Regions from separate parts of the Homo sapiens genome. Here region 2 is linked to region 1. A link is an interaction called in ENCODE POLR2A ChIA-PET data of the cell type or tissue named here. Cell type or tissue: B cell. All regions are shown on one strand.

Region 1 (2,500 bases):
ATTGGCACCTTACGGTTCCTTGACTATCTCTTTGTCTGGTTGCTTTTGGGCCAAAGGGAGAGACCTTACTAGCGGGAGAGAGAGATTTGGGGAGACCTGAGTATGGAGGTGGAGAAGTTCTACAATTCTAATCACTGATCCCAGACAGGAAAGCTGGTAATTAAAGTAGACTCTACAATCTGAGGTAAGTTTAGGGCAAAAAAAGGAAAAATGTCATAGACCTTCTATCAGCCACTGGCATGCCCTTTGAGGTCCCAGACAGTGCCTAGGGTATAGGTTATGAGGGACAGGTCCTGTATAAGTATAGTGATATCCATTTGCATAAGAATAAGGCTGGGGGCACCATGAGCAAGGGTCTTTGGATTGCCACCCCACTCAACTTAGGTTCCTAGCCAAAAGATTCTTAGACTCAGGGGTAGGAAAGATCCTAGAGGATAGGGCCTCAAGAAAGTCTTCTCTGAGGACATTAGGACCCAGGAGGCATGGGTCAGAAAAGACAGAGAATGCACATATGGGCAGCTGCAGAGTAGAGGCTTCTCACTGTGCCATGATCTAAACCAGGTCAGTGCCAGGAGTAAGGGATGACAGTTTTCTTCCTCTAGCCAGCCCTCAGCTTTTCCCAGGAAAGGCAGAGAAAAGTGGAACTGGTTCCAGCAGATCAATGCTCTAAGCACAGAGGGATGGGGGTAATTAAAGAAAGAGTCCTTTCCCAGAAAGCCTCATACCTGTGTCTTAAGTCCAGTGGCCATGCTTGTCACTTTTAAATGGCAGACAGGTGCCCAGTGTTTTCCTCTAATTTCTGGTGAGAAGATAGAAGAGAATAGCAAGCGAAAGGGGTCCAATGTTACTCACTGCTATGGATAATCCCTATATGGGCGACCAGAAATGAGATGAAAATTCTTCTCCTGATCTAAGGTCTTTTCTCAATTGAAGGGTTTCTGGTCTCAAAGGCTTCAAGGAATGTAGTCATGGACCAGTGGTGAGTGTTACAGCTCAATTAGAGAAGGGCACCAACCCAAAGAGTGTGTGCTGGCAAGATTTATTAAAGCCAAAGTGAAAGTAAAACTTCCACGCGGTGGAAGGGGACCCAGAAGGGTTGTCATTTCTGGCTTGGGTGTCTTATGCTTATATCCCCTTATGACTTCCCCACCTTTTCCTTTTTCTGTCCTATAGGATTAGCTTATTTTCTATCTGTGGGTTGGCAGGCCTGATTGATTAAAAACATCAGGCTGCAGCTAGAGCTTAAATTACTAATATGATTGGTTGATGTTTCAATCCCTTAGTTTGCAGCTGTGACTCATTTCGGCTTAGGAGAAAGTCCCCTTTGATTAGTTGAAGTTTCAATCCCTTAGCTTGCAGCTATGAGTCATTTTGGCTTAGGGAAAAGCCCCTTGGGGAAGTCCCTATAGACCCAGGAAGTCCAGCCAACTTAGCCACTTAGTCCGTCAGTAGTATTTGCATTTAACCTACATACATCCTCTTATATACAGTTAGCCCCATGTTCTACATCTGTGGATTCAACCAATATTGGATCCAGATATTTGGAGAAATCAAGAGCATCTATAATGAACAATAAACACCTTTTTTGTAACTATGTACATAACTATGTACTTAACTACTACACAGTGTTTACATTGTATTAGGTATTATGAGTACAATTATGTACCACCTAACAATGTTTTGGTCAATAACAGATCACATATATGCTGGTGGTCTCATAAGATTACAATGCCATATTTTTACTGTACCTTTTCTATGTCTAGCTATGTTCAGATACACAACATTTACCATCGTGTTGCAATTGATTACAGTAGTAAGTGCAGTAGCATGCTGTTCATGTTTGCAGCCCAGGAGTGGGAGGCTATGATGTATAGCCTAGGTGTATATAACAGGCTATATCATCTAGGTTTGTGTAAGTACACTCACTAATATTCACACAACAAAAAAAATCATTTAATAGCACATTCTCATAAGGACTAAGCTCTAATATTTTCTTTCCCAAATTCTCATCAAAGGGGTCTGGGTAGTCATGCCCTACAAACTTGTAACTTCTCATCAAATGCATTTTATTTAACCCTACATATCATGATGTACTTTCCAATATGACTCTGGCAAAACATTATGTGACAAAGAAGAAAGTGAAAATATTTTACCCCAAAACATGTTTCTTTGTCAATTCTTGAAATTACCCTGCAAATCTGTCCTAAGTGGGGGAAAATTTGCATCTGTAAAGAATCTCTATTAACATAGCTAGGTCTTTATCTTCCAGATGTTCCCTATCTTAAAAAGATTAACTTAAAGTCTAGCATGCTTTAGAAATCTGAACAGAAAATATTTGTCATCTATTTTTTCTAAGAGCTGCCACAATAAGATTTCAAGAGAACCTTGGTCTCCACAATCATTTATTTTAACCTGAATATCCCAGGTCTTTAGACAAACTCAACGAATTCTCAACCAGAAAATACTTAAATTTACCTATAGCCTGGAAGCCCCATCCCCT
Region 2 (2,500 bases), 980 kb before region 1:
TTACTGTCCTTTAAAGGTTACCATGCAGTGAGAGAAATTCAAAAACAACTTTCAACCCCATGCTTACATCCAAAGAATAAAAAAATGCTTATGTAATCAAAGATAATTCATTTACATTCCTTCTGCTGCTGTTGTTGAGACGGAGTCTCGCTCTATCGCCCAGGATGGAGTGGAGTGGCACAACCTCAGTTCACTACAATCTCTGCATCCTATGTTCAAGAGATTTTTCTGTCTCAGCCCCTCAAGTAGTTGGGATTACAGGAATGGGACACCATGCCTGGCTAATTTTTGCATTTTTATTAGTGACGGCATTTCACCATGTTGGGTAGGCTGGTCACAAACTCCTGGCCTCAAGTTATCTGAACACCTCCGCCTCTCAACAATGTACTGGGATTACAGGCAGGAGCCACCACACCCATTTATATTCTTTTTAATAGCTGCTTTCGGACTTTTACCTAAAATATAATCCTTTATAAAATCTCAAAATAATACAAAGTAACACTTTAAACAACTTACAAAAGGCCTCATACATTACTGACATTATTTATTTATAATAATAACATTATTAATGTCACAGCATTAGATAAACAATCACAACAAAACTTCTAGGCTATATGGAAAAAGCAAAATGAAAACTAGGTTCAAAGAGCCATAAGAGTGGTACACAGTGTGTGCCGCAGATTTTTGTTTAATAAATAGATTATGAACTACAGCTACATAAACAATTGAAATCTAATAGATAATATATGCTAAATGCTCAAGTCAAATCAAAAACAGTCTGTCAGCTGTGACTTAATTCAAGTGTATAAAATTAGCTTTCCAAAAGCATCTAAGCAAAACTCTGCCCAATTGCTTTTGAAATTGTGGATAAAACAGTGACAGAAAAAAAATTTATATTACCACCAACTTGAGTAAAAGTTAGGATTTTATTTGCTTAGACCAAAGCCAAAAAATAACTGTACTGAAGGACTACCAACAAACATTAACCCAAATAGCAAATACAATCAAGATAAATAAGCAACGAAATTAATTACTGGGGAGGGGACTTGCTATATTCTATATGATAACATATTATTTTATACTACTTTCAAACACTAGATTACCTTATCTTCAATATGAGAATGTAACAGATTTTTGACAAGAAAACCCACTAAGATGTTCTATAAATTTTAGGTGAAATGTTTCCATTGATCATGTATCAATACAACTATAAAGCAAGTTTAGTATCCACTTACCAGCTGTGTGATAATCTTAATCTAATTTACTTAAGTCAAACCTCATCCTGTCGTCAAGCAGTAGGGGAAGTCCAGAATCCAATACTAGCTGCAGTAAGCACTATCTTTTTTTTTTTTTTTTTTTTTGAGACGGAGTCTCGCTCTGTCGCCCAGGCTGGAGTGCGGTGGCGCGATTTCGGCTGACTGCAAGCTCCGCCTCCCAGGTTCACGCCAGTCTCCTGCCTCAGCCTCCCGAGTAGCTGGGACTACAGGTGCCCGCCACAATGCCTGGCTATTTTTTTTTTTTTTTTTTTTTACTAGAGATGGTGTTTCGCCGTGTTAGACAGGACAGTCTCCATTTCCTGACCTCGTGATCCGCCTGCCTTGGCTCCCAAAGTGCTGGGATTACAGGCGTGAGCCACTGCGCCCGGCCTTGTTTTTTTTCTTTGTTTGTTTGTTCTGAGACAGAGTCTCGTTCTGTTTCCCAGGCTGGAGTGCAGTGGCGCAATCTCGGCTGACTGCAGCCTCTGCCTCCTGGGTTTAGGTGATTCTCCTGCCTCAGCCCCCCATGTAGCTGGGATTACAAATGCACGCCACCACGCCTGGCTAATTTTTGTATTTTAGTAGAGAGGGGGTTTCACCATGTTGGTCAGGCTGGTCTCAAACTCCTGACCGTAAGTGATCTGACCATGCTGGACCCCGACAGTGCTGGGACCTGGCCAGCACTAAGGACTATCTTTATACAGATGGTGAGAAGGAGTGTGCTTGATACTATGTTTATCAACAATGAAAATACACTTAGAAAACATTTATACAGTAGTCCCCCATTACCTTCATTTTTGCTTTCTATGGTTTCAGTCTCCCAGTGCCAAAAAATATTTAATGGAAAAATCTCAGAAATAAAATATAAGTTTTAAATTGCATGCCACTCTGGGTAGCATGATGAAAACTCAAACTACTACAGCTACTCCTACTCTCTCTAGTGTATCCACACTGTCTATGCTACCCACACAGTAGTCACTTAGTAGTCATCTTAGCTACAAGATTAGAAAAACATAATAAAATACAGGGTTTGGAACTATCGGCAGCTTCCAGAGTATCATGGAACATATAACTCCGGTAAAACAGGGAACTACTGTAATAAAATTATTTATTTAAAATTTTACCTCAAAATAATACGTAATAATTAAATGTCACATTTAGTCTTAACCCATAGACTTCTAAATGAAAACAAATGTCTAAGCAGAGGGAAAAAAATTGAACCTCAAAAGGCAAATCTCTTCAAA

The links. ChIA-PET counts read pairs that join two places held together with the same protein. Peaks named below come from ENCODE experiments on the same cell type or tissue, not always from the same donor. Only the 100,000 strongest peaks of a DNase experiment are listed, where the experiment ranks them.
Region 2: POLR2A ChIA-PET joins it to region 1 with 5 read pairs; 1 of 35 experiments calls an interaction of 5 or more read pairs at or near these places.

The regions. Positions count from the first base shown.
Region 1 is chrY:14,343,813-14,346,312 of GRCh38, forward strand. No RefSeq gene overlaps it. Among named protein-coding and RNA genes, the nearest start is that of NLGN4Y, 180 kb to the right of the region's middle. In B cell, no CTCF peak of the experiment used is centred here; a DNase peak (open chromatin) is centred at 1,269.
Region 2 is chrY:13,366,723-13,369,222 of GRCh38, forward strand. All of the region lies in intron 9 of UTY (ubiquitously transcribed tetratricopeptide repeat containing, Y-linked), which reads right to left. Among named protein-coding and RNA genes, the nearest start is that of MIR12120, 110 kb to the right of the region's middle. In B cell, no CTCF peak of the experiment used is centred here; a DNase peak (open chromatin) is centred at 1,309.